Linked DNA regions of Mus musculus: regions 2, 3 and 4 are each linked to region 1. Evidence: chromatin loops called from intact Hi-C (ENCODE). Cell type or tissue: left cerebral cortex. All regions are shown on one strand.

Region 1 (2,500 bases):
AACGCTAGACAGGCCAAGACACTAATGTTTATGTATATCATATTTATAACTACCTTCAAGTAAAAATAAGTCTGCTACATACAAGTCCTGTGCCAGAATTCTTTGTTCTTGCCAGTGCTCTAGGATCTGAAGATGATCGCTCATCCCAAGAACCTGTTTTCTCTGAGGAATCCAATGAGACTGGCACCAATGCTTTATATTACTGTGTTTATGGGAATGAGTTGTTAAAGCATGTGTATCTTTTTTAAGTACTTTTTTTTCAAATTAAAGTTGTATATAAAGTTCAAAATCTTGCCTTAAATTGTTTAATTCTTTCTAAGACTCATGAATTGTAACATTTAAAAAAATTCACTTTTGATAACTCAGATTTAAACAAACACTGAAGACCTGCTATTATGATACACATTTACTTACACGCTGTTCACCAGCAATGCAAACATACATGTGATTACTAGTGTCGCCTGTAAGAAGAAAATGCTTTAATTATATCAGCATAGTGAGTTAAGATGTATAATATTTTTATTAATACTTGGAATATATTCATTGAATTAAATGTGACTTCATAACTATACTACAATTAAAATATTTCTGAAATAAAGGAACTTGGCTGTCATTTCCTTCCTTCTTGATTCAGTATTTTGGTTTTAAACTTTAATAATTATTGCATCTTACCCAGGAGTTTGTAAAATTTATCCTGAATTTGAATGTGATTCTTTGAAGGTCTAGATAATCTGCTACAGCCTATCATTTCCTGAGATGTGAATTCTGTAGGCATGGTTCTTGGTCTGTGAAAGTTCACTTAGCCACATTCGGAAGTGCAAATTAACACCATACCTTTATTCTGGATTATGAGCACAAGACTGGCTCTCTAACCATTCTAATAATTTGGAAAAAAAAAAACCAGTATAAAGACCTTGAAAGGACAATTAAGGGGCTGTTGAGATGGCTAAGCGGCTAAGGGCACTAGCTACTCTTCCAGAGGTCTTGAATTCAATTCCCAGCAACCACATGGTGGCTCACAACCATCTACTAGAGGATCTGATGACTTCTTCCAGTGGGCAGATTTATATGCAGCAGAGCATTCATACATTAAATAAAAAGCCTCTGGCTCCCAAAATCTTCAGAGAGAGAGATGGCTTATGTAAGCTTATCCTTTGAAATAACTGAGTTTTGCCTGAGTGCCAAGCTGTTTGCCGGTACTAGAGTTCAAACTATTGCAGGTAGTGGGCTAGAGAGATGGCTTAGTGCTACAATGGCTTTCTGTTGTAGAAGACTAGAGTTTGGTTCCCAGTACAAAGTACAAGTGCTTATTACTCTAGTTCTTACCCAATATCGTCTTCTGGCCTCTGGGCACTGCACTCAGCTTGCACAGCTGTATAAACAAGTAATTTTAAAAGGGGGGGGGTGGCTAGAGAGAAGGCTAAGGGGTTAAGAGCTCTTACTGGTCTTGCAGAGGACTTGGTTTCAGTTTCAAACATCCATGTAGCAACTAAGAATTTTCTGTTAACTCCAGTTCCAAAATATCTGATACCCTCTACTGGCCTCCATGGGCACTGCAGGTACTGTGATGCCAAGACAGACAAGACACACAGACACACATCTTTAAAAGTATATTAATTTTTTTCCAGGTAGACATGTTACTATGTATAGGATTAGAAATGTGCTTGGTGGGGCTGGTGAGATGGCTCAGCAGGTAAGAGCACCCCACTGCTCTTCCGAAGGTCCGGAGTTCAAATCCCAGCAACCACATGGTGGCTCACAACCATCCCTTACGAGATCTGACTCCCTCTTCTGGAGTGTCTGAAGACAGCTACAGTGTACTTACATATAATAAATAATAAATCTTTAAAAAAAAAAAAAAAAGAAATGTGCTTGGTGCCTTTAATCCCAGCACTTGGGAGGCAGAGGCAGGTGAATTTCTGAGTTTGAGGCCAGCCTGGTCTACCAGGTCAGCCAGGGTTATTCAGAGAAACCTGTCTCAAAAGCCAAAAAGGAAAAAAAAAAATGTGCTTGGAATGAGTAGAAATAAGGGCAAAGTGGAAGGACATGAGGCCAGGGACTTGGGTTTTATTTCAAATACATGGAGAAAATATAAAAAGAGAGCCCCTGAGATGGCTCAGTAGCCAAAAGTGCTTGCTGTGCACTGACAACTCTAGTTTGATATTCAAAGCCAGGTAAAAAGATGAAAAGACTACACAAGGTTATCCTCTTACCCCATATTCACACAGTAAAAGTCTTTAAAAACAATTTAGATCTTCCAGAGGTCCTGAGTTCAATTCCCAGCAACCACATGGTGGCTCACAACCATCTATAATGGGTTCTGATGCCCTCTTCTGGAGTGTCTGAAGACAGCTACAGTGTACTTATATTAAATAAATAAATCAATAAATCAATCTTTAACACACACAATTTAGAGGGATTTACAAAGAGACCACTAACCACTAGGCAGACAATGGATTGTATACATAATGGGACACCACTTAAGCTGCCTGAGAGATGA
Region 2 (2,500 bases), 180 kb before region 1:
TACACTAACTAACCCTAAAGGGGAAAGACACAGGCACAAGAGCTTGTGCTCTTTTGAAACAAGGTCTTATGTAACCCAGGCTGGCATCAAACTCACAGTGACATTTAGAGATAAGCTGGCCTAGGTAACCAAGGATGGCTTTGAATTTCTGATTCTCCTGCCTCAACCCGCTGGAGTGCTGAAATTATAAGTGTACACCGTCATGCGCAGTTGGACGTTGAACTTGGCTTTGTGTGTGCTAGGCAAGCACTCTGCAGACTGAGCTACTTCCCGGGCCCACTTCCTTTGGTTTCCACAGACTTGTTTTCTGGAGTGTCCATTCATCAGCCCATGCAAGATAGTTCAGTAACTACTAGGAACATGTCCACGGTTCAAGACTCTCTTCGAGAACACCAAATCTAGTGACTGCACACGCTAGGATTGAATCCAGGGGCTTCCTGCATCAAAGCAGGCACTCTAGCAACTAAACTGCATCTCCAGTCTATGAATGGGTTTTCATAGCACTCCACGGAAGGACTCTCGGAGAAATAGCTGGCCAAGGTTTGCTGACACGTTACATTCAAAACTACAAGGCAGCTTCCCAAAGATGTTCCAGGGAGCTCTTGTGGGGGTGGGCGAAAGGAAGAGTTGCTAAATCCGGCTTGAAGAACCTGGTCCAACCTGCCGGGCATGTTCACTTAGCTCCTGGGGCGTTCTGATATGATGTGTCTGAGCAGCTAAGGAACAGGACACCTGGGAAAGAACACGTTGGTGCTGTTCCTCCACAGCTGACAGCTGTCAGGGCTTCTGGTTCACAAACAATTAAAGGAAATCTGAAAGCCCTCTGCCAGCTTATGCTAACACCAAGAGAGCCCCAATACCAACGCTTGTGAAGTTCAAGTTACAGGATTAGAAGAAACTCCCAGGCAATGGAGTCTGACAGGAAACAAAGATAGGCTGGAGAGACTATGCAGCAGTTAAAAGCCCTGATTGCTCTTCCAGAAGGCCAGAGTTCAGTTCTTAGCACCGAAAATCACAACTGTCTGTCTGTACCTCCACCCCAGGGGATCAGACACCCTCTCTGTCCTCCTTGGGTTACTGCATGCACGTGATACCCAGAAATACAGGCTAAACACTCATTCATAAAATAAAATTTAAAAATCAAATAAATCTCTTCTAAAGATGTATTTATTATGTAGTGTTCTGCCTGCATGTATATCTGCTTGCCAGCGGAGGGCACCAGATCCTATTACAGATGTTTGTAAGCCATCATGTGGTTGCTGGGGAATTGAACTCAGAATCTCTGGAAGAGCAGCCAGCACTCTTAACCTCTGAGCCATCTCCCCAGCCCCATAAGTCTTTTTATAAATGCTGTGCAAAACCTGTGTATCTAAATTAATCTGTAGAAGCACTTTCGGGAACGAAATGGACTGTGCATGATAAATCATGCCGCGGCTGGCTCGGTTTTCAATGGCAGCATTTTGTTTCTATATGCCATAATGGTCATGTGTCCTACCAGTGAAACACAGGAATCCTACGTGTGAACGCTACCATCCTCTTCAGGACGTTCTGCTTGCCTTGCCTTTTAATAGCTACTGCCTCTCCTTATTGCAGAGCTCCGAGGTGACCCGCAGAAGTCAGTGCTCGCCCTCCACCCCCTTCACATCATCAGGCTTCTCAATGAGCGCCTTTCCCTGCTGAGCTACAGAGACGGTCATCTTGTTCACTTCTTTCTGATCAATGGAAACCATTCTAAACGTATTTTCCCCCTCTACTAGATTCTAATCTTTTAGTGCTCATTCTAGATGTAACCAGAACAATTAACTTAAACATGGCTTAGTTCCTTAATAAAGACTCAGAAATGTCAACTGTCGCCCTAACAGAGGAAATGGAAAGTGTTCGAGTACATTAGGTAGAAGAGTAATGACAGGAAAAAAAAATCGCTTTAAAAATGTTGAAAGTGACAGATCCAGTTACGGACTTCCATCGACTAGAAGATGTGGGAATGTTGCACATGATTGCAGAGGAAGGACAGCCGACAGGAAGAAGGGGTGTGAGCTAGTTTCCTTCCCTGACCAGGTTTCCTTTATCACCCTCTTCTTCCCTAAGGACGACACAGAGCTTGAAAGGAGACAGTGCACCAACTGCTGAACAGCAGACAAAGCTAAACACTACAAGCTGAGAGTTGACTCTAACAACAGGATAACATGAAACCCATTCAACTCACTGGATAGCCCAGGTTGGCCTCAAATTCACAGCATTCCTGCCTCTCAGCCTTCCCAGTGCTGAGATTACAGGCAGGAGGCCCCCAAGTCTAGTATGGTGTAGTATGATGTGAATTTTGTTGTGGTGGTGGTGGTGGTTGTTGTTACATGTTGAGACATATAACCCAGATTGCCCTGAACTTACTATATAGCCAAGGATGAAGTTAGACTCCTGATCTTTCTGTCTCCATCTCCTGGGTGTTAGGATTACAGGTGTGCACCTCCACACCCAGTTTATAAGGTGCCAGCAATTGAAC
Region 3 (2,500 bases), 110 kb before region 1:
GTGAAGACCAAGACTCCCGCAGCGTGAGGTGAGGGGCTGCCGGTGCGTGCGGAGCGGGACCTGGCTCTGCGCAGCCGCCGAGGGACTCAGAGGGGAGGGACCCGGCCGCCGTGCCCCTTGGTCACTCCATCCTCTCTGACTCCTTCCTCGGGGCCCCGTCCCCCACCCGACGGTCGCCAGCGCCCCGCGCCAGGCCCCTTTGTCGCGGGCCGCCGGACGCTGCTGTCCCTCGGGGGGCGGGGGAGGGGAAGCCACCCCACGGTCCCCCGGGACAGCGAGGGAGCCGCGGTGGCGGTCCCAGGCTCCTGTCCCGACTGTTCTGGAGAGTGGCTGTTGAACTTCTGCTATGGCCTCTTCCTTCTCCTCTCCCAGCTCGGTTTTTAGAGCCTCGGGTGGTTCTTTTTCTTCTGAGACCCTTCACCTCGTTACCTTAAAACAAAAATCCAGAAACTGCTTGCTTTGGGAACGCAATGATATTTGTGTATATTTAGTGCATCATCTTTCTGCTAGGGCATTAAAGTAAGAATATTTAACTCTTCCTGCGTGACTGAGGAACAAGGAATAATTGAAGAGGAGGGGAGTGTATACGGTAGTTCTTTCACCGTGTTGTCCTGATAGAAGGTGAAGTCCTAATTAGTATATTTTTATTTTAGCCAGTGGGTGTTTGAATTCAGTGACACGAAGGAAGCATCCCTGTTTGAACAAGATTACTTCTTAAAAAGTATCCCTAAATCTTTCCAGGTAGGTGTCAGGAAGAATACTGCCTTCGGGGCGGGGGGCGGGGGGGGGGGGAGATCACTGAATGTGGTACATCTCAAGCCAAGGACAGAAAATAAAAGGCTATTCTTAGGGGGTTGGTGAAGTAGTGTTCGGGAAGAGAGGCTGCGCAGAGGTCCTGGAACACTGGTTCCAGGGAAGACTTTGTACTCTTGCCTCCCTGATGGTTCTTTCTCCACGAGAAACTGTTAAGTAGCTCTGCTGTAATTGGAGTTGGTTATTCAAGGTTACAGACCACGCTGAAGTGCCTTGGTTGAAATTTTCAAGTTTTTGAAACTGCCTGCAAGTTTGGCATTCAGTGTTTTGAATACTGAAAAGCATTGTAACTGAGAGAGAGATATTTGTTAACTCAAACTTAGTTTCAAAGTGATTTTTAACATAGATACATAATAAATACAGCACCTCCACAGATTCCCATGGGTGCTGGCGGAATTCATATTGAAAGCAGTTTGTCTTGTAAAAACCTCCGTTGTCTTGGGCATGGTGGTGCACCCTATAATTGCAATGCTTGTCTGCACTGCAGAGCTCTGGTAGGAGAGTCACATTTAAGGTCCGCCTAGTCTACCTAGTGAGACACTGTCTCTAAAAATGATAATAATAATAAAGGAAGCAAAGCTGGGTTATGATTGGTGTGCATGTTGCTTGCAGTCTAACTTGCAAACATTATACTTTAGTGGTCTCAATCTTTTTTCATTTTTATAGAGCATAAAGGTTGACTTGTTTGCTTTCAGGATTTTAGAAACAACTTTCTGTAATTAGCTGTGTAAGTGTATAATTCTTTGTTGCATCTATTTAGAGCTCCAAATTTTCCATTCAGTTTTATGTTGCTATGTACATTTCTGTGCCCAAGAGTAAATCTGGCATATTGTTTGGAATGTAATAAGTTCGGCACATTCAGTGCATTTCTACCTAAAGACAGGCTGTTTCTAAGAGCTCAGAGTTTGCCTCACAGCATCACATCAACCCTTCAGATCAGGAGAGGTACAAAGCACTTTCTTAAATGCTTTAACCACATACCTGTAGAGATGAGCCTGAGCTACAGAAGACTAGCTCCAAAAACAAAAAGCAAAACAGCAAAAGTTCTGTGAGCTGGGGGTATAGCTAAGGAAACTTGTCTAACCACAGGTTTGATTCTCAGTACTTTCAGAATGAAGTTGTAACTTACCTTGCTTTATTTAATAAGACAACTTAATCTGTTTTACTAATTGATCATATTTCCAAGACAGGCAAATACTGAAGATATTTTAGTGTGCTAAATTTACAGAATTTGATGATTTGTTTAATCTGGACACACACACCCTACCCTCCCAGTACTAGGGATTAAACCTAGGGCCTAAGCAAGGACTCTACCACTGAGCCATATCCCCTTTAGTTTGGTGGTTTCATTTGATAGTTGTAACTGAGTTGGGCTATAAACCAACCCTGAGAAACTGGAGGGAGGAGGAAAAGAGAGAAAGAAAACAAAGTAGAAATTGTTCAATCCACCTAGGAAGACAGGTTAGCCAGTTGGTTATAAAGACAGTGGTGGATTCATAGTTCCAAAGAAGGCTGTGATCTCCTGGGTTGAGAGCTAAAGAAATGAGCAGGTCTGATGAGAAAGATCATGCCCAAAATGAGGCTTACAGAATGAGTTCTTTCTATTAACAAGGGCAACATGGGTAAAGGTGATAAGATCCTAAGCTTTCTTGCAAGTGGTAAGGTAATTGAGAAAAGTGCCTAAAAG
Region 4 (2,500 bases), 170 kb before region 1:
CCAAAGGCTCCCTGGTCCAAATGCCTGGTAGAATACTATCACCTCTTGACAATTCTTTGGGACAATCATCTCAACATTTTAAGCTTTCCTGTAGGGAAATCCCAAAATTAACTGTAACTCACTATAACAAATATTTTCATTTAAGCCCCGTATCCTCCTGCCTCAGGCTCCCCTAACAGCTGATATTGTGTGAGTCACCACTTTCCTGCCTTTTGTCAAAATCAGGATGATTGGGGAGGGGGATAAAATGTATATTATTTATCCACAGTTTCTTAAATAAGAAACTTAGATGATAGCACTCGGCATTCAATTGTGTAAAAGGTACATTAACCCGTGTAAAAGGTATAAATTATCAGAACAAGGGTTCCTGTTCATTTTCATTCTCTTCCCCTCCACCCCTTTCTGATTTTGCAAAATAACTGTCTGGTAAGACTGCTGTCTGTATCAACCACAATAACCACACCAGCCCACGGAGGTAACATTCAGCAGGTGCAACAAGAAAGTAACATCTTTCTCTTCCCCCTAAATCAAAATGTATCCTCTTTCACCTAATTTGTCACTTTGGGGCAAACGATACTACAGCTGGCAGGAACTTTCTCCTTAGTGGCAGATGCTGGTTTCACATACCCCGGGGAAGAGCTGTGTTCCTGGGCCTAGCTTTGCTCCACAACTGGAGGGGGGCGGGGGGGCGCGGAGCATCAGCCGGGAATCGATAGGTCCAGAGACCTCACCAGTGGGCGAGCCCCTCGCCCACGTACCCCGCCCCAGTCTGGGTCCAGCACCTACTCTGCCTGCTCGTGCTACCCACCCGGAAGAAAAGCTCAAGCGCTCTGTAGCTAGAAGAGTGGTGGAGTGGACCCGACGCCTCCGGCTTCAGCTGGGAGACCCTCCCCAACCTTGCCCGCCCAGAACTCGGCCCTCCATGCCCACAACCATGGGCAGGGCAAGAACAGACCTGCGCCCTCTCTTCTGTGACCCGTCCAGCCTCCTCGAGGCTGGGATCTACACCCTGCTCCGCGCCACTGACCTTCTCTGCAGGGTCCCGGCGCGCGAGGCTAAGCCGACTGATGCCCGCCGCGAGCACACCAGTTTTCCCTGCCCACGGCCCTCCGCCTTGCTCTGATCCACAGCCTAATGCGTGCCCGCCTCCTGGTTGCCATGGTGACTGCCTCCTCCCCCCACAGCCGCTAATTGGTCCAGCTCCGGATCGCGGAGGACTCCTATTGGTGAACTGGTCCAGGGACGCGCCTACGCGAAGGCGCTTCTGGAAGAACTAGCCAAGAGGGACGTGGCGCTCTCCGAAGCGTGAGGAAGCCGCGCCTCTTCCTTCCCTTGCTGTCTTAGACTAGCTCTTAGTGCATGGCTTAGTAGGGTGAAGTGATGCCCGGGGATCCCCCACAAAATCTTAGGGTTTGCCAGGTTCTTGGTCTCTGGCATGAGCCTGCAGCGCCCACAGTGGTGGAGAAAAAAGTGGTAGCCCTCTTGTGAGTCTTGGAGAGCCTCTTTCCTGCAGGGACTCAGACTGGTATTTAACGTACCCCCACCCTCCTTATCGTGGTCCCTGAGTCCCTGTGACTTAATAGCATTTACCTCTCAGATACAGATTTTTCTTCTCTCTGCCCCGTGGAGTCAAGACATCTTCAACACATTTAACATTAACAACATTTTAACCGTGGGGCATTTTGTACGTGCTTGGAGGGTAGAAAAGCTTTAGAGCCTTGGAGCTGGTTTTGAAGCGTGAGTGCCAGTTACTCGCACCTGACTGATTTTTAGGGTGTTTTGTTTTGTTTTGTTTTGTTTTGTTTTGTTTTTCAACCCAAAGAAAAAGGTCCTAGGTTGTGTACTGACTGGCTGGTCTCCTTGCTGCAACGAAAAATACTAAGAAAAGCAGTTAAAGAAGGAAGAGGGGTTTGGTTTGGTTTGGTTTGGTTTGGTTTGGTTTGGTTTGGTTTGGTTTGGTTTTGGGGTTTTGCTTGTTTGTTTTGCTCACAGTTTAAGGGTGTGCTTCAGTACAGCAGTAGAAGAAGCTTGAGGCAGCTGGCACAAGGTATCAGGAAGCAGAGAGAGACACACGAATGCTGGCACTTAGCACTCTCGCTCGCTCGCTCTCTGTCTCATTCTCTCTATCTCTAGTTGGTTGAATCTACAAACGAAGAACCCACAGATCCAGGGGAGGGTAGACTGCAATGGAAACCACTGTTAGCAAGACACAACGTGGGTTAATGGCTGTGTGCACCATTAGAGATCAGACTTCTCTCTTGCAACACTCAACTTTTCTAACCCATCCTAAAGAAGGTATCAGAGCACTATGCTTCCATTTCCTTGTGTATAAAATGGGGTCAGTAACAGCCACACACACACACACACACACACACACACACACACACACACACTTACAGTCTATAAAAAAGAGTCAGTCACATTGTACTAACTCGGCCATTCTTGGGATGGTGACTAAACCAAAACCTCAGCCTCTAGATTTTAACTCTTATCCACACCT

What was found. Hi-C counts contacts between places; a loop is a spot of excess contacts. Peaks named below come from ENCODE experiments on the same cell type or tissue, not always from the same donor. Only the 100,000 strongest peaks of a DNase experiment are listed, where the experiment ranks them.
Region 2: a loop joins it to region 1, with 2.5 times the contacts of the local background. A loop is called at or near these places in 15 of 42 quality-filtered maps.
Region 3: it touches region 1 in a loop (6-fold over the local background); 10 of 42 quality-filtered maps call a loop at or near these places.
Region 4: a loop joins it to region 1, with 2.0 times the contacts of the local background. A loop is called at or near these places in 15 of 42 quality-filtered maps.

Annotation. Positions count from the first base shown.
Region 1 is chr7:116,335,367-116,337,866 of GRCm38, reverse strand. Pik3c2a (phosphatidylinositol-4-phosphate 3-kinase catalytic subunit type 2 alpha) reads left to right here. Exons shown (of 33, transcript NM_011083.2): 33 at 1-591. The region is part of intron 1 of Gm10589 (a long non-coding RNA gene); the gene reads right to left. Among named protein-coding and RNA genes, the nearest start is that of Rps13, 2.4 kb to the right of the region's middle. In left cerebral cortex, CTCF peaks have their summits at 1,538 (motif pointing left) and 2,328 (motif pointing left); DNase peaks (open chromatin) are centred at 58, 1,102 and 1,544.
Region 2 is chr7:116,512,932-116,515,431 of GRCm38, reverse strand. All of the region lies in intron 2 of Nucb2 (nucleobindin 2), which reads right to left. Among named protein-coding and RNA genes, the nearest start is that of Nucb2, 9.8 kb to the right of the region's middle. In left cerebral cortex, a CTCF peak has its summit at 1,170 (motif pointing right); DNase peaks (open chromatin) are centred at 617 and 1,257.
Region 3 is chr7:116,440,832-116,443,331 of GRCm38, reverse strand. It overlaps Pik3c2a (phosphatidylinositol-4-phosphate 3-kinase catalytic subunit type 2 alpha), which reads left to right. Exons shown (of 33, transcript NM_011083.2): 1 at 1-28. Among named protein-coding and RNA genes, the nearest start is that of Pik3c2a, 1.4 kb to the left of the region's middle. In left cerebral cortex, a CTCF peak has its summit at 1,203; DNase peaks (open chromatin) are centred at 1,007, 1,220 and 1,720; H3K4me3 peaks cover 1,811 bases; H3K27ac peaks cover 651 bases.
Region 4 is chr7:116,503,012-116,505,511 of GRCm38, reverse strand. Nucb2 (nucleobindin 2) reads right to left here and starts at 1,143. Exons shown (of 14, transcript NM_001130479.2): 1 at 1,028-1,143. In left cerebral cortex, a CTCF peak has its summit at 1,461; DNase peaks (open chromatin) are centred at 561 and 1,200; H3K4me3 peaks cover 1,629 bases; H3K27ac peaks cover 763 bases.